Regions from separate parts of the Homo sapiens genome. Here region 1 is linked to region 2. A link is an interaction called in ENCODE POLR2A ChIA-PET data of the cell type or tissue named here. Cell type or tissue: Panc1. All regions are shown on one strand. Each heading gives the region's core, and the rest is flanking DNA. Links, peaks and the distances in the headings are about the cores only. Region 1 holds the start of TRK-CTT1-2 (tRNA-Lys (anticodon CTT) 1-2). Region 2 overlaps CTSH (cathepsin H).

Evidence for each region. Peaks named below come from ENCODE experiments on the same cell type or tissue, not always from the same donor. Only the 100,000 strongest peaks of a DNase experiment are listed, where the experiment ranks them.
Region 1: POLR2A ChIA-PET joins it to region 2 with 13 read pairs; 7 of 35 experiments call an interaction of 5 or more read pairs at or near these places.

The regions. Positions count from the first base shown.
Region 1 is chr15:78,855,416-78,864,722 of GRCh38, forward strand. TRK-CTT1-2 (tRNA-Lys (anticodon CTT) 1-2) reads left to right here and starts at 5,147; the gene lies at 5,147-5,219. It overlaps LOC124903535 (a long non-coding RNA gene), which reads left to right and starts at 5,448. Exons shown (of 2, transcript XR_007064727.1): 1 at 5,448-5,485; 2 at 7,259-8,805. It also overlaps the pseudogene RPL21P116. In Panc1, for the core only: no CTCF peak of the experiment used is centred there; DNase peaks (open chromatin) are centred at 4,176, 4,626, 4,736 and 5,066; H3K4me3 peaks cover 1,755 bases; H3K27ac peaks cover 1,108 bases.
Region 2 is chr15:78,917,685-78,926,991 of GRCh38, forward strand. CTSH (cathepsin H) reads right to left here. Exons shown (of 12, transcript NM_004390.5): 10 at 7,650-7,756; 11 at 5,309-5,434; 12 at 3,374-4,521. The coding sequence ends at 4,446. Among named protein-coding and RNA genes, the nearest start is that of CTSH, 23 kb to the right of the region's middle. RefSeq lists an enhancer at 7,675-7,724. In Panc1, for the core only: no CTCF peak of the experiment used is centred there; no DNase peak of the experiment used is centred there; H3K27ac peaks cover 991 bases.

The DNA of each region.
Region 1 (9,307 bases), core at 384-8,383, 63 kb before region 2:
AGATCTCCTAAAGCCCTCCCTTGACTTAGTCCTCCCTCTGCCTCTCACCCCGCCTTTTTATTTGTAGATGAAGAAACAGAGGCCTGCATTATGGAAGTGACTTTCATAAAGGTTAAAATTCCAAAGGGGCCGGGCGCGGTGGCTCACACCTGTAATCCCAGCACTTTGGAAGGCTGAGGCGGGCGGATCACTTGAGGTCAGGAGTTTGAGACCAGCCTGGCCAACATGGTGAAACCCCAACTCTACTAAAAAAAAAAAAAAAAAAAAAAAAAAAAGACGGGCATGGTGGTGAGTGTCTGTAATCCCAGCTACTCAGGAGGCTGAGGCAGGAGAATTGCTTGAACCTGGGAGGCGGAGGTTGCAGTGAGCCAAGATTGCGCCACCGTACTCCAGCCTGGGTGGCAGAGCAAGACTCCATCTCAGAAAAAAAAAAAAAATTCCAGAGGAACTCTCAAAAAATTAAAAATAGAATTACATGATTCAACAATTCCACTTCTGAGTATATACCCAAAAGAATTGAAAGCACGAGCTCAAACAGATATTTCCATACCAATGTTCATAACAACATTAGTCACAATAGGCAAAAGGTGGAAGCAACCCAAATGTTCATCAACTGATGAATGGGTAAACAAAAATTCCCTGATATATACATATAAGGGAATGTTATTCATCATTCAAAAGAGATGAAATTCTGATACATGCTACCATATGGATGGACCTTGAAGACATTATGTGAAATAAAATAAGCCTGACACAAAAAGACAAAAATTGTATGAGTCCACCCATATGAGTACCTAGAATAGTCAAATTCATCGAGACAGTAGAATGGTGGTTACATACAAAAATTAGCCGGGCGTCGGCCTGGCACAGTGGCTCACGCCTGTAATCCCAGCACTTTGGGAGGCCGAGGCGGGCGGATCATGAGGTCAGGAGATCGAGACCATCCTGGCTAACACAGTGAAACCCCGTCTCTACTAAAAATACAAAAATTAGCTGGGCGTGGTGGCAGGCGCCTGTAGTCCCACCTACTCGGGAGGCTGAGGCAGGAGAATGGCGTGAACTTGGGAGGTGGAGCTTGCAGTGGGTCAAGATCGCACCACTGCACTCCAGCCTGGGTGAAAGAGCGAGACTCCCATCTCAAAAAAAAAAAAAAAAATAGCCAGGCGTGGTGGTGCGCACCTGTAATCCCAGCTACTTAGGAGGCTGAGGCAGGAGAATTGCTTGTACCCGAGAGGTGGAGGTTGTAGTGAGCCGAGATTGCACCATTGCACTCCAGCCTGGGTGACAGAGCGAGACTCTGTCTCAAAAAAAAAAAAAAAAAAAAAGAAAAAAAGTGGTTGTTGCAGGAGCTGATGGGGGGAGAGGGCAATGTGAAGTTACAGTTTGCTAAGCATGCAGTTTCAGTTTGGGGTGATGAAACAGTTCTGGTGATAGATAGTGGTGATGGTCACATAATAATGTGAATGTACCTAACGCCATTGAACTGTGCACTTAAAAATGGTTAAGATGGTAAATTTTATGTTATGTATATTTTGCCACAATTAAAAAAAAAAAAGAGGCTGGGCGTGGTGGCTCATGCCTGTAATCCCAGCACTTTGGGAGGCCGAGGCGGGCGGATTACAAGGTCAGGAGTTCGAGATCAGACTGGCCAATATGGTGAAATCCCGTCTCTACTAAAAACATACAAAAATTAGCTGGGCTCCCAGCTACTTGGGAGGCTGAGACAGGAGAATTGCTTGAACCCAAGAGGCAGAGATTGCAGTGAGCCAAGATCACACCACTGCACTCCAGCCTGGGCAGCAGAGTAAGACTCTGTCTAAAAAAAAAAAAAAAAAAAGGAAAAGAAAAAGAAAGAAACGCAGACACACACATACAAAAGGAACAAGGATCCAGATATCTTAGGTTTAGCAGCATTTATTTCTGAATAACAGGATCTATATACTCCTCTTGCTTTTTGATCTGAGTAACCAAGGAGTTGATTTGGTTTAAATGGCTTCATTGTGAGGACCCTATGAATTGTGTAACTGATCAGCTTTCCTTTTCCACCATGACTGCTAGAAAGCTTCGGATGAGATTTGTAGTCCACTTATACAAAAGAAGTATCCAGAACTTCTGAGTCTCTCTTTTTTTTTTTTTTTGAGACAAGGTTTCTTACTGTCACCCACTGAAGTACACTGGAGTACAATGACGTGACCAAGGCTCACTGCAGTCTTGACCTCCCAAGAGAGGCTGAGATGGGAGGCCCAAGCGATTCTCCCACCTCAGCCTCTCAAGTAGCTGGGACTACAGGTGTGTGTCACCATGCTGGGCGTGGGGGGTCTTGCTTTGTTGTTAGGGCTGGTCTAGAACTAGTAGGCTCAAGTGATCCTCTTACCTTGGCCTCCCAAAGTAGTAGGATCACAGGTGAGCCACCTTGCCTGGCCCAGATCTCATTTCTGTAAGTCTAATTGTTGGCCACATTTTAAAGTTTTATCTTTGCTTTCCTTTCTTTCTTCTTTCTCATGTACTTTTAAAAAATAACCCTTTTAATATTACAGAAGTATACATATGCATTTTAGAAAATTTGAAAATAAAGACAAGCAAAAAATTAAAAAAGTAAAACGTTCAGATTCCCACTACCCAAATAATAATATTAATATCTTAGTAAATGGCATTCTTTTTACCAAAATGAGTGATTACATTTATTCTATAACTTGCTTTTTGCAGCCAAACATCTCCACTTTCCATTACAGTAAATTTTCATCTCATCCAATATTCAAACTATATGCAAGTTTCTCCAGTTGACTCCAAAATCTCTTTATAACTAGTTTTTCCAGAACATATCCAATCTAGGATCACCTATTGCATCTGACTATTATGGCCCTTTTGTCTCTTTTAATCTAGCAAAAGTTGACCAGGCACTGTGGCTCACACATGTAATCCTGGTTCTTTTGGAGGCCGAGGCGGGTGGATCACCTGAGGTCAGGAGTTCGAGACCATGGCCAACATGGTGAAACCCTGTCTCCATTAAAAATACAAAAATTAGTTGGGTGTGGTGGCACGCACCTGTAATCCCAGCTACTCGGGAGGCTGAGGCTGAGGCAACAGAATCACTTGAACCCGGGAGGCAGAGATTGCAGTGAGCCGAGAGTGCGCCACTGCACTCTAGCCTGGGCCACAAGAGCAAAACTCGGTCTCAAAAAAAAAAAAAAAACTAGCAAAAGTCATTAAAAAATATATAATACTTCTTGAAGGTTAGTTGTCCTGGAGAATTTCCCACCCTCTGACTTTGTGTTATTGGCTCCTTATGGTGTCATTCATCTTGTTCCTCTATCCTTTATATTTCCTGTAAACTGGAATTAATATCAAAAGGCCTATGGACCTTTAGATACTAATTAATCAAAAACATTTTTTGACTAGAATAAATAATTATCATTGATTTTGTGTTGTATCACTGCTAAAGATACACTATCTATCTTGTTGAAGATTAGTAAAGCACTAGCAAAACTCAGATTAATTTCTGGATTAAGGTAATAACAACCTGAACCCGCCATCATTCAGTGAGATTGTCCTCCTTGCATCTAGTAACCTGTGTGGTGTTACTTCGACCCTGTAAATATCCAGTTCTCTACCAACTATTAACATATAAAATTAACGTAATGGTTTAACCATAATTGACAACCCTTGTTTAAAAGGATTTGCCACTGCTGGATGCGGTGGCTTACTCCTGTAATCCCAGCACTTTGGGAGGCCGAGGCGGGTGGATCACCTGAGGTCAGGAGTTTGAGGCCAGTCTGGCTAACATGGCGAAACTACATTTCTACTAAAAATACAAAAATTAGCCAGGCGTGGTGGTGCACGCCTGTAATCTCAGCTACTCAGGAGGCTGAGACAGGAGTGATCATTTGAACCTGGAGGTGGGGGTTGCAGTGAGCTGATATCGCCCCATTGCACTCAGCCTGAGCAACAGAGCAAGACTCTATGTCAATAATAATAATAATAAATGAATTTGCCAAAGTATGCTTTTCTAATCCTGCTTTTTTTTTTTTTGAGACAGGATTACACCCTTGCCAGGCTGGAGTGCAATGGCACGATCTCGGCTCACTACAACCTCGGCCTCCCACGTTCAAGCGATTCTCCTGCCTCAGCCTCCCAAGTAGCTGGGGTTACAGGCATGCGCCACCACGCCCGATTGTACTTTTAGTAGAGACGTGGTTTGCACCATGTTGGCCAGGATGGTCTCGATCTATTAACCTCGTGATCTGCCCGTCTCGGTCTCCCAAAATGCTGGGATTATAGGCGTGAGCCACCGCGCCCGGCCTTTGTTTTTTTCTTACAAAGTAGTTTCCCTCATTAACTGGGACTGTTTGGCTACTGTGAAATCACTTATTCTGGAAAACAGAATAAATCTTTATTTATTATTTTTTTTTTTAGTAGGGAGAGGCTTGGAATAATGGTCCCTTCCCACACTGAGGTTCTATCAGTCTATGGAATAAATTTTTTCACTTTTTAGTTTTGAGTGTGAGCAAACTCTACGGTATTTTCAATTACTCGCTGAGACTGCTTTAGCTTTCTAATCTCTCGTGTAAACACCATGGTATGTCTTAGTTGAACCACCGTCATGCCAAAGAAAAGAATTCCGAAAATCTCTAAGTCACACGATGCCGAGAGGCCAGCCAGCTCTGCAGCTGGGCTTTCAGTTCCAATTGTTTCCAGAGAGTGTGCAGGACATTTCTCCGCAGCCATCTTTTGCAGTGGGCCACGAGGGTGCTGAGAACCTCTCTGGTCCCCGCGCTTCAAGGGGTGGGCGCTCTGCCGGCGGGAATCTTTAGGATGAACTGGAAGCACCCCTACACTCACTCCTATTCTCCGGGCTGGAGTCGGCATCGCCTTCCTTGGCCCGCCTTACCTTTAAGGAAACGGAAAGGTGCTGACCACTAGAGGGCTGTTTATACATTTTTATTAAACAACAGAAGTTTGTGCGCACAGAATCAGACATGAAACACAAGTTTTAAAAGTCATGAAAAACTTTACCAAAAAAAAAAAATATATATATATATATATATATAAAATAGAAAAATCATTTAATACGAAATGTAATTCTTAGAACAAATCAAAACAATCTTATTCCTTTGAAAAGATCTAGGAACAACACTTTTCTCTAACTGCCCGGCTAGCTCAGTCGGTAGAGCATGGGACTCTTAATCCCAGGGTCGTGGGTTCGAGCCCCACGTTGGGCGGGTTTGTTTTGCTTTCGTTTGACCAACTTCAGGTCTCATCAACGGTAGTAATTCCACCAGTTTCAGTTGTCATCAACGGTAATAACAGACTTCAGCCCGGATGGTCTTATTTTCAAATAATTCAATACATACAAAACTACCAATACTATTTTAAAAAAGGAACAATGGGCCTGGCACGGTGGCTCACACCTGTAATCCCAACACTTTGGGAGGCCGAGGAGGGTGGATCACGAGATCAGGAGTTTGAGACCAGCCTGGCCAATATGGTGAGACCACCCCACCCCCTGTCCCCCACCCCGTCTCTACTAAAAATACAAAAATTAGTTGGGCGTGGTGGCGCGTGCCTGTAGTCTCAGCTGCTCGGGAGGCTGAGGCAGGAGAATCGGAGGCTGTGGCAGGAGAATCGCTTGAACCCAGGAGGTGGAGGTTGCAGTGAGCTGAGATCCGGCCATTGCACTCCAACATGGGCGACAGGGCAGGACTCCGTCTCAAAAAAAAAAAAAAAAAAAAAAGAACAATGAAACCAGTAAATTTCATCTTGTAAATTACACACTTAAAGGCTATCTGCCCTATAAAAGTATTTGTTGCTGAGTGGCCTGTTTAAAGGGCAGCCGAACGCCAAAGGTTAGGGGATAAGAAGACATTAAAATTCATGAAATTGTAGAGTTCATAATATTGCTGAAGTAATCTGTTAAAACGTTTGAAATGTTTATTTTTTACTTAATATTATGTGATATTGAAGATTAGTTTGGAGAACAATTCTGTATATTTTTAAACCACTATTAAGATTGCTTTAGTGATGAACGAATATGGTGGTTATTGTGAACAGGGTCTTAGAACTTTTTTATCCTTTTTTTTTTTTCTGAGTGCTTCTATGTAGATACCCTTTTTTCTTTTCTTTTTTTTTTTTTCTTTTTTTGAAACAGAGTCTCGCTTTGTCACCCAGGTTGGAGTGCAGTGGCTCAGTCTTGGCTCACTGCAACCTCCACCTCCCGGGTTCAAGCGATTCTCCTGCCTCAACCTCCTGAGCAGCTGGGACTACAGGCGCACATCACCACACCCAGCTAATTTTTGTATTTTAGTAGAGATGGGGTTTCACCATGTTTGTCAGGCTGGTCTTGAACTCCTAACCTTGTCATCCACCTGTCTTGGCCTCTCAAAGTGCTGGGATTACAGGTGTGAGCCACCACGCCTGGCCAGAAGCTCACTTTCTTTGAGCAAAACTATTATATGTTGACAGCTGCAAGTTTTTTCCTCGTCCTAAATATTTTTAGTCATTCCCAGCAATTCTCAAATGTTCTCCACAATTACTATATGTTAGCTCATCAATTCGAAATACAATTTCAGACCTTGTTAGAAAGATATTAAAAAATTTCAGCATCAGAAATGAAGATACCCAGACACCCCCATTATTACAGATGCATAATTAATCTCTACGTGATGTGAGGTGAGGTAAATTTATTTATTTATTTATTTATTTTTTTGCTGAGACAGAGTCTCGTTCTGTTGCCAGGCTGGAGTGCAGTGGTGCGATCTTGGCTCACTGCAACCTCTGCCTCCCGGGTTCAAGCGATTCCCCTGCCTCAGCCTCCTGTGTAGCTGGGACTACAGGCCCGCACCACCACACCCGGCTAGCTTTTTGTATTTTAGTGTAGACGGAGTTTCACCATGTTGGCCAGGATGACCTCGAACTCCTGACCTTGTGATCTGCCTGCCTTGGCCTTCCAAAGTGCTGGAATTACAGGCATAAGCCACTGTGCCCGGCCCGGATTTTTTCCAGAGAAGTAAACCAGGTGGGAAAAAAAGCAAATTGGTAAATTGATGAAAGGTCAATGAAAATGTTATACATTAATTTAAAATAGAAGAGCGGGGTTACTTTTGTCCCCCAAAAATTCATATGTTAAAGTCCTAACCCTCAGAGCCTCAGAATGAGATCTTATTTGGAAAAAGCTCTGTTGCAGATGTAATTAGTTAAGATGAGGTCATACTAGAGTAAGGTGGCCTCCTAATCCATTTTAACTGGTATCTTTATTAAAAAGGGGGAAATTTGGAAAAAGACACACAAACCCAGACACCAACATCTGGAAACCTGGGAGAAAGCCATGTGCAGACGAAGGCAGAAACTGGGGTAATGCTTCTACAAGCTAAGGAACACCAAATGCTCCTGCAAGCTAAGGAACGCCAAAGATTGCCAGCAAACCACCAGAAGCTAGGGGAGAGGAATGGCACAGATTCTTCCTCACAGTCCACAGAAGGAACCAAACCTACCAACACCTTTATATGGGATGTCTAGCCTCTAGAACTGTAAAATAATAAATTTATGTTTGGCAGTCCTGGGAAACTAATACAATCAGTATTCCAGTTGGGAGGTAATTTTGATTTTAAATTTTATTATTTATTATTTTATTATACCTTATATTAAGTAATTGTCATCATCTTCATTCCCAAAAAGTCTATGAGAAACAATAGTTTTTTTTGATGCAGTCCTAAATTAAGGTCAAGTGAGGAAATTAGGATCACTGAGCCTTCAGAAGTAGCATTTTAACAAGCTTAATCTTTTTTTTTTTTTTTTTTTACAGCCCAGAGGTCTTTTATTTATTTATTAACACCTGTTATGCCATGAATTCATAGGGAATAGGTTCCAGCAGCTCAGGCTCCTTCGCATTGGTTCTCACAAAGTGTGCTTCTCTGGGTGGAGCAGGCTGGTGCTTCTGTTGAACCCAGGTACCTTTCTATTTGGCTTCCTTCTTTTTCTGATCATTTTCCTTCATGTGTTTCAGGAAACTATCTCAGCTTTTAGAGTGCTTAATGTGCTCAATACGCACATTAATTCTCTTGGCAAGAATCTTGCCCTTAACTTGTGTGTTTACAACAATGCCAACAGCATGCTGGGGGACATTATAGACTCTTCCAGTTTTGCCATGGTAACACTTGTGGGGCATTCCTTTTTGAACAGTACCCATTCCCTTGATGTCTACAATATCACCTTTCTTATAGATTTGCATATACGTGGCCAAAGCAACAACTCCATGTTTTCTAAAAGGCCTAGAGAACATATATTGGGTGCCTCTCCTCTTTCCCTTTGTGTTCGTCATTTTGGCGAATTACTGGAAGATGGCGGTTCCGGCTGAAAGGAACAAGCTTAATCTTAATGGATATTTTTTCTTATTTTGGCTGATGATTCATTATGTTGAGTAGTGACTTATTACTATTTGTACTAAAAAATGCAAAGATATACAACGTCAAATACATTTTATTCTCCCATGGAACTCATATTTGAAGATGTTATGTTCAATTAATCTATAAATGAACACTTTAAGACAGTGTGCTAATTTAATGCAGTCCAGTTTCTTCAACAAGTAAATGGCAAAAAAAGAGACAGAGATACCTTAATGGAATGAAATGTGTGGACTTTGTTTCCATCTTGATTTGAACCAGTCATAAAGAAACATGTATGAGACAATCAGGGAATCTGAACACAGACTGGGTACTTGAAGATAAGGAGTTATTTGCAATTAAATGCAACAACGTCATTTAGAGATACATACTAAATTGTTTATGAATAAAAAAGACATGATCTCTGGAATCTGTGTATATGCATTTTTCGGGGGAGAGGAATGAAGAGATACCAATGAAACAAGATTGGCCACATGTTAATAACTGTAGAAGCTGAGTGACCCATACAACAGAGTTCATTACACTATCACCTCTGCTATTGTATATGTTTACATTTTTCCATAAATTTAAATATCATTAGATTCTGCAAAAACAAAAGTGTCTTAACCTCTGTAGCTCAGTGATCACACTTAGCATCACTAACAGTGGGACAACCAGATATCATGTGCCTGCTGATGTAATGCAATGAGAACTGCACAGCATCACCTTTAAAATAATCTTGTCAAAACACTCAACTTAGATCTAATCAAGTCTTTAGACCTAACTTTACATTTATAGGAAATGTAAATAACAAGTAACACCGTGAGTAAATAATCAGGTGAACCCAGAATGTCAGACATTCAACAAAGGCCTGGGCTCTTCAGAAAGCAAATACTAATACTAAACAAAGACTAATACCACTACTAATAAAG
Region 2 (9,307 bases), core at 688-8,687:
TCTGTATTGATAAGGAACATTGCTCTGTAGTTTTCTTTTCTTGTGATGTCTTTGTTTTTAACCTTTGGACTTTAACTGTTTTTTGTTTTTTTAAAACTCTGCTATCTTTTCCCTAAGTGCAGGAGCACCTTAGTGTTAAAGACATAGTCCATGGGCCTGAGATTGCTAGAGGTCCGCACGGGGCCTGTCATGGAGTAGGGGCAGGGGTGATGACTGAGATCAATTAGGCAGTACCTGCTGTGTACCAGGCTCTGTAGCATCCTTAGGGTTCAAGTGCATTTGAAATTTACTTATCTCAGTTGGATGTAGCCATGTCTGCCGATCTCTTTAAATCCAAACAGCACCAAGGCACAGGCCATGCTGCTTGTTTCACAACAGTCCTGCCAACACTGGATGTTATAAACATCCTGTGTGCTCCCTGGTGCCTGGCACAGGAGAGGACTGCACACAGTGGATACTCTGCAGGTGTTTGGTAAATGGCTGAAAAGGAGGGAATTGGCCCCTGAAAGTCCCCCCCCCGCCCCCTCCCCCTCCCCCTCCCCCTCTTTTTTTTGAGATGGAGTCTCGCTCTCTTGCCAGGCTGGAGTGCAGTGGCACGATCTCGGCTCACTGCAACCTCTGCCTCCCGGGTTCAAGCGATTCTCCTGCCTCAGCCTCCCAAGTAGCTGGGACTACAGGTGCGTGCCACCACGCCAAGGTAATTTTTTTGTGTTTTTAGTAGAGACAGGGTTTCACCATGCTGGTCTCGAACTCCTGACCTCAGGTGATCTGCCCACCTTGGCCTCCCAAAGTGCTGGGATTATAAGCCGTGAGCCACCACACCAGGCCTGCAGGCCTTTTTATAATAAAAGACTCTCATCATTGTCTGGGTTTGAGACATTCGGGGCTCTTATGGAAAGGAGAACTCTGCTTCAAAGTCTCAGGTCTGTGTTCCAGCCCAAGCCCACAATCCCTGCGGAGCACCTAAATCCCTCAGGGGAGGCTAATTTTGAAAACAGTTATTTGATTTTTGTGGTAATTTGAATTTCTTTGGAACCTCACCCAGGACCCTCCCTTTAAATGAGTATTTAATTGGAATGTGGTTAATAATGTTCTATATTGGATCATTAATTGTGACATTTGTATCAAACTACTACATTCATCGCAGAGAGATCTGGGTGTGGGTGTGCAAGAATTCTCCTCTGTCTCCACAGTCATTCTATATCTAAACCCGTTAGAAAAGAAAATGTTCACTTTAAAAACAATATAGAGCTGGGTGAGGATTTAGGTTACATTGTTTTTCCAACCTACTGTTCAATTTCTAGCACTATTTTTTTTTTGAGACGGAGTCTCGCTCTGTCACCCAGGTTGGAGTGCAGGGGTGCGATCTCCACTCACTGCAACCTCTGCCTGCCGGGTTCAAGTGATTCTCCTGCCTCAGCCTCTCGAGTAGCTGGGATTATAGGCATCCGCCACCATGCCCGGCTAATTTTTGTATTTCTAGTAGAGACAGGATTTCACTATGTTGGCCAGGCTGGTCTTGAACTCCTGACCTCGTGATCCATCTGCCTTAGCCTCCCAAAGTGCTGGGATTACAGGCGTGAGCCACCGCACCCAGCTTCTAGCACCTTTAATTGAATGGTGAAAATGGACTCGTCTGTGACGGATGTATCGAATTCTTACTTCCTAGACCTGAGTGAGTAATCTATTCTTAATTGGCACACTGTTTTAAGGGTTAACATTTTGTAAATTTTAATATGTGAAAAAAATCCACCCTCATTGCTCATTTATAAAACTACCTTGGCCTTTTTTCCCCCAGATAAAAAGGATAACAGAATTTTATTGGGATTTTAGTTGGAAATATACCATCTGTACTTTTATTTCTGGCAATAATCAACTTATTTATGCTAATCTTTCCATTCAAGAATATGGTGTGCCTCGGCCGGGCATGGTGGCTCATGCATGTCATCCCAGCACCTTGGGAGGTCGAGGCAGGTGGATCATGAGGTCAGGAGTTTGAGACCAATCTGCCAACATAGTGAAACCTCGTCTCTACTAAAAATACAAAACACTAGCCAGGTGTGGTGGTGGGCACCTGTAATCCCAGCTACTCGGGTGGCTGAGGCAGGAGAATCACGTGAACCCGGGAGGCGGAGGTTGCAGTGAGCCAAGATCATGCCATTGCACTCCAGCCCGGGCAACAGTGTGAGACTCTGTCTCAACAACAACAACAAAAGAATATGGTGGCTCTCCATTTATCTAAGTCTTCCTTTATAGTGTTATTAATTTAGTAATTTTCTTCATATAAGACTTTTTGGTGGTTATTCCTAGCTGCTGGTTTTGTTGCAATAGTAAAGTTGCAATAGTAACAAAAAATAGTGTATTTTTTCTGAGTTTTTGATTTTTTTTTCTGGTATCCAGCCACTTTCAGAACTCTTTCATTAGTTCTAAGTTTTGTTGATTCTCCTGAATGTTTTTAGCCACATTATCATGCTGTCTGCAAATATTAATTGGGTTTATTTATCACAGCAGCCAGATCTTCCAGATAGATGTAAGCAAGAATGGTACCCTTAGACTTATTTGCCATGTATCTTCAATGGGAATCCTTTTATACCACTGACTTCAATGGGAATCCTTTTATACAACTGACCATTGATTTGAGAATCTTTGTCAAATTCAGAAATTATGCTTTCAGGCTGGGTGCGGTTGCTCACACTCCTGTAATCCCAGCACTTTGGGATCACTTGAGGTCAGGAGTTCGAGACCAGCTTGACCAACATGGTGAGACCCCATCTCTACTAAAAATACATAAATTAGCCAGGAGTGGTGGTGCATGCCTGTAATCCCAGCTATTCAGGAGGCTGAGGCAGGAGAATCGCTTGAACTGGGGAGGTGGAGGTTGCAGTGAGCTGAGATCACACCACTGCACTCCAGCCTGGGTGACAGAGTGAGACTACATCTAAAAAAAAAAAAAAAAAAAGAAAGAAAAAGAAATTATGCTTTCATTTCATGTTAGTTTTTTTTTAAATCTAGAATAGAATTCCATCCAATGAAGTCTATTATTATTATTATTTTTTTTTTGAGGCTGGAGTGCAGTGGCATGATCTCAGCTCACTGCAACCTCCATCTCCCAGGCTTAAGCGATTCTCTTGCCTCACCCTCCCGAGTAGCTGGGACTACAGGTGTGCACTACCACTCCTGGCTAAATTTTTTTTTTTGTATTTTTATTAGAGACGGGGTTTCACCATGTTGGCCAGGCTAGTCTCAAACTCCTGACCTCAGGTGATCCACCTGCCTCGGCCTCCCAAAGTGCTGGGATTATAGGCGTGAGCCACCATGCCTAGCAAGGTGATTGTTTTTTGTCTTATACAGTTGTGGTCTTATGTTACTAGAATTTTCTAATAAATTAAACTATATTTGCATTATCTAAATAAGCCTTATCATGAACATATATATTTTTCAAATATTCTCAAGCCTTTAGCTTTTCAGGAAGCCCAAATAAGATGACAGCTTTTATCATTAAGAAAGTCTGTGAGCCATAGGACAAAGAGCTGGTGGACTCCAGCTTGTTCTACAGACATCCCAGAGCCCGGAGGCTTCAGGAAGCAGCAGCAACTTCATGGCCGCCCTCTAAACAGAGATCAAGATTTCTCAAAAGGCAAGATAAGGGAAGGGATGGTGTGGAAACGACAGGAGCATCTGGGCACGTTTGAAATAAATAAGGGGTTGGTGAGGAAGGGGTGGGCAGTCTCATGTGGAGGTGGGGGGCAGAGTCTGAGTAGGAGTAGGCAGCTGAGACTGGGGAGGCCACACAGAGAAGTACAGGCTTCTGGGCTGACATTGTGGGTTTGAATCCTGCCTCTGCCGCAGCTTGGCCCGTTTTTCTCCTTCCTCCCCACCTCTCCACTCAGGTTTGGGACAAATAGTCAAGATCTCAAATTAAGCCTGCTCTTCATCCTGGATACCCCATCTGGTGGATAATACCGCCAGCACCCCCACCATCCTCCCAGCCAGAGCCTGGACACCCCCTGATGCCTCCCTCCTGGGAGACTGAGTGGCGAGGACAGACCTGGTTTGAGTCATGGCCCAGGACCAGCATGCTCCATCTGGGGAGGTGCTCACTCAATGTTTATTGAACAGCGAATACAGAAAAGACAGTCCCTGGAGCTCTATATGTGGAAAGTAGCCCTTCTGGACAGAAAGAATATTCGTGGTCCATGTGGTTTGAGTCTGTTAAGAAGGACACTAAGGCACATGGCTGGTGATCTTTGCGTCATAGACACGGGTGAGCTCATGGTGGAACTCCTCCTTGTCTGTAGGTTTCCAGGCTGGGCACAGAGGTGAGGGCAGAATGTTGGGGGTCCCAGTGGATCTCCCCACAACTTCCTCCAGGGCAGGATTTCCACCCAGGCCCAGGCTGCCCGTTCCTCTCCTTCTCCGCCAGTCTGCGCTGCGGCTGCCACGGCTCACACCAGAGGGATGGGGTAGGAGGCGCAGGCAGCCAGGCCACACATGTTCTTTCCGCGCTCGATGAGGAAGTACCTGGGCAGAAAGAGGAGCTGAGGCCCGGCCGGCGGTCTCCCCACCACAGGCCTTTCTAGAATGTTTTGCTGCTCACCAAGAGCTGACTTCAGGGGTGAGACCCTCTAAATTTATTCATAAAACAGTAGCATTCGGCTTATTTGATCACCGGCAAATCACGGACCTGACTTTGTGAAGAATTCATTCTTCCCTCTCCTTAGCTGCCAAATGAATGATCCATATCCCACTTCTCCCGAAAATTTACCGAGGGCCCCCTCTTAGCCCTGGCCGGGCCCTCACACAGCTATTTTATCACCAGGAGCCCGAGGGAACAGGAAAGCTCTCCTTTTCAGACAAGGACATGGAATCTGGGAGGACAGGACAAAGGCACAGCAGCATATACACCCAGGCCGCCCCATGCCAGCCTTTTCTCCCGGAAGGAGGGGCTGTCAGTGATCAGGGGTACATTTGTTGCTTTGATTTCTCAAAGACGGACCCTCCCAGACACTGATTTCGTGCCAGCAGAGTTCCAAGTTCTGAGCTGTTTTCCTAGCAGTCCTTCTGAGCCAGCTGGCCTCCTGCTCTCCCTGCAGCGTCCTAAAGACCTGGGGCCCTGTGAGGGCTGCAAATGGGGGCTTGGAAATGTGGAGGCTACATTCTCATGCTCCCTTTCCCCCTGGCCTGGCCTAGGGCTTGGCTGACCAGCTCGTCTGTGGAAGCCGTAACTCTGAGGTGGAAGTGATGCCCCCAGGGCCTCCAGGCCTGAGCAACATCCCCCTCCCAGAAGTGGGACCTGGGAGCTGCTTACCCGTTCATTCCCCACTGGGGACCCCAAGAGTTTTTCACGATCCAGTAAGGGATCCCATTTTTTTCTCCATACCCAACAGCCAGTACTGCATGGTTTACTTTATCTGGAGTTTTATGGCAGGAAGTACTGGAAAACAAAATTCAAAAAGAGGTGATCATATGGGAAGGATAAAAGCAATGACAGTCCCATCCAACAACGCCTCTTTGAGCGCTTTAGAGCAATGTTCCCCACAGCGGACCAGGGAGGCATGTAAGGTGGTGATGTAATCACATTTAGTCTCCGTGAGAGAACTCCTTTCAGTTCTTTTTTTCTTTTGAGACGGAGTCTCACTCTGTTGCCCAGGCTGGAGTGCAATGGTGCAATCTCTGCTCACTGCAACCTTCACCTCCAGGGTTCAAACGATTCTCCTGCCTCAGACTCCCGAGTAGCCTGATTACAGGCGTGCACCACCACACCCAGCTAATTTTTGTATTTTGGGTAGAGACAGGGTTTCATCATGTTGGCTAGGTTGGTCTCGAGCTCCTGACCTCAGGTGATCCACCCACCTCGGCCTCCCAAAGTGCTGGGATTGCAGGTGTGAGCCACCGCACCCGGCCCTTTCAGTTCTTTTGGTTCTTCTGCTTCTGTCAGGAGAATCTCCATATGGTGCTGGCCCGTGTCTCACCCCTGACACTTTCTACTCCCTCTTTCCTGGCAAGGAGAGAGCCACCTTCCTGCTGCACCTTCTGTAGGCAACAGTGTCTGGCAGACTTTAACACAGCTTTGCTTTGTTGCCACTGCATTTATTAAATATTACTTTATACCTATGGCAAAAATACAACTTTTTCTGTTTACAAAAGTGAACTAGCCTCCATAAGGAAATTCCAAGAAATTCAAGAGAACAAACTGCAGTGGTCAGGTGTGAATTCAGCTGATGTGTAAGTGGGCCATAGGCTCGCGCCAGGGCCAGGTGCCGGGATCCAGGCAGCATGCATAACTGTCCCTTGGAAGCCCTGTTTGGCAGGGAGCAGGTTGGCAAAGAGGCTGCTTCTCTACAGTGGCCTGAGGGCTCTGACAGTGGGAGGGCGACAGAGCCCCCAGGAGGTGGGGGGGATCCAACCCAGCGGGGGGGGGGGGGAGGGTGGGCAGGGTGGGTCAGGGAAGGCTCCCTGTGGAGGCGGGGAACGCCCATGGAACTGCGAACCCTTCTGCGTGGCTGGGGTGGGGGCTGCAGGGTGGAACGGCGGGGACGGGTTTGATGGCAGATGAGTGTGGAAAAAGAGGGAGGACCAGATCATGAGGGTCCCCCTCAGGGTAGGACCCTGGGAAAGCAGGGACACTGGTGTGTTCAAAGGTTGGCGTTGGCAAGAGGAGTGTTTCAGAAGGCAGACAGCTCCCAGTGGAAGCTGGAACAGTGTGTGGGGGGTTAGGGGGTCCAAGGACAATGGTGACCAGGGCAGAGCCTCAGGGAGGGAGAGGAGAGCACAGACGTGAGTGACATTAGTGAGTGACGTTAACGGGCAGCAACTGATGAAGGGAGGGAAATGAGGCTGCAAACCAGGCAGGCGAAAAGGTGTGGGTGAGAGAAACCCCATAGTAAAGAGGCTAAAGCTTGGTTTTTCTGAAGAAGCCTGGGGTGACTCCTCCAGCACAGGATCCTAGTGTGTGAGGGCAGCTACTCTTCTCCCTATTTTACGTCTTCAAATCTTTAAACATGGGTATTTTTTTTTTTTTCTGAGACAGAGCTTTGCTCTGTCACCAAGGTTGGAGTGCAGTGGCACGATCTTGGCTTAGTGCTACTTCCACCTCCTAGGTTCAAGCCATTCTTGTGTCTCAGCCTCCCGAGTAGCTGGGATTATAGGCATGCACCACCACGCTGGCTTTTTTTTTTTTTTTGTATTTTTAGTAGAGATGGGGTTTCGCCATGTTGGCCAGGCTGGTCTTGAACTCCTGGCCTCAAGTGATCCACCTGCCTCGGCCTCCCAAAGTGCTGGGAGTACAGGCATGAGCCACCACGCCTGGCCTGAACATGGGTTTTTTTTAAACTGGAGGCAACTCTTCTGTTAAGGAGCACAAAGCTCTCAAATTTTGGCCCTAGCTCTCACTAGCCAGGTGGCCTGTGTCTGTCGTATCCCTTCTGACCACCTCTCCTTTGCTGTGAGAAGAGGCCATGGCTCCTGGCCCTTGGGGCTGTGTGAGGATTAACTGAGGGATGTGCAAAACGCCCAGCACCTGGCAGGTGTCATGAAGGGTCTGACACACAGGAGTCTGGGCCACGAGCCCAAGTCCCACGAGTGGGGTGTGAGGAGGCCCACCAAGCCCCTCCCCACTGTCCCTCCTGGCTCCTGGGACCCTGACTCACCTGGAGTAGATGCCGGTTCTATACATCATGAAGTCCTGAGTCACCTCAAAGGCAAAGCTCACAGGGTTGTAGAGGGCCACAGCCTCCACCATCGCTTCCTCGTCATACTGTGGAAACAGGACCGAGACAGAAACACATGGCCTGTCACCTCCCCACTCCTTTCACAGTACAGCCTTTTGCCTCAAGCTAGGGGCTAGAGGCCCAGAGCAGCATGGATGGCCAGAAGCAGCTCCCCTGCGGCCTCTCTCCCTTCCTGTCTCTGGCTGGGTCTGTCTGGCCATCTCTCGTTCCTCTCCCCAACTCTGCTCCTAGGAAACCCTGCACCCTCTGAGATAGGGACCACGGGGTACAGCGTGGACCTACTCATTCAGTCATTCACATCCATTCCCTGAGGTCCTCTCCTGGGCCAGCAGCTCTCACCCCTACACCCATAAACCCAGAGTCTACAAAGCTTTGCTGCTAGAACACAGGGGTTATAAACCATGGACGGGTAGGTCCCAGATGGCGGTGGAAACGAGAAGACCCATCCGAGGGCTGTGTGACTTCTGAGTAGAACCTGTCCCCTCCAAGGGGGAAGGTAGGTGGGGGGAAGTCAGGGTGGCTTCCTGGAGGCTGCAGCTTTGGAACAGAGCTGCAGAGACCAGGTGACAGCAGCAGGTAGAACCCCATGCAGAACCTTAAAAAAACCCCAAGTCCAGGCTGTGCCTCAGACCAACTACAACAGTATCTGCAGGGTGGGTCCCAGGCATTGGCACTTTTTGGAGCTTCTGGGTTGGGGGTGGCTGGGTTCAAGTGCACTAACCAAGAGACCTCTGGGAGCTGAAATGAGGGGGGAAGTTACCTGTGCTGAGGCCAGGGCCCTACTGAAGGAAAGCAAGTGCAGGAGGGACGGGGCGCCCAGCCTCCCTCAGTCCTGCCTCCCTAGAGGGGTGGACAGAGACCCAGCTGTGAAAAGCAAACAGGTGCCTGGCAAGGGAGTGCCCTCCTTCCTGGTATGTGGACAAGGCCTTGTGAGCCCAACAGGTCAGGGCATATCTGAGACATGGAGGGCACAGAGGCCAGCCCAGCACAGGGGCGATGACTTCTGCAGGTGGCACCATTTCCACCCCATGGGCCTGCCCAAGAGGGCTGAATGCTAGTTCTGGCCTGGTCGTCAGGGCCCTGCAGGTGTCACCAATGAGGCTCTCCTGGGGACCATGCAAAGGGATACCTTTGAGGCCCAAATTCACCTGTCCTTGGGATATCATGGCCCAGAGCAGCCAGCTTGAGTGACAGCAGCAACATTCTGAAGAGGGTGACATCCTGAGTACAGGATTTGCGCTGTATGTTGTCAAGGCAATGAGCCCTGGTTCTGGAATGACACATTCTTAGTTCAAATCCAGCATCTATTTCCTAGCTCTGTGGCCTTGGGCACATTACTTAACCACTTGGAGCCCCCGTTTCCTCACCTGTCAAATGAGGTAATAAGGATACTCATCTCCTAGGGCCAGTTCGGGTCTAGAGGGGATAGTGCGTATTGAGGGTTGGTACAGCACCTAGAAGTACTCCATCAAGTTAAGATGTTATTGCTGAGAGCTTGGCACATGCTTCAACTAAATGGCAGCCGCTGTCATTACACAGACATCACGTTTGTGAACTGTACATACATTCGTGGGCGC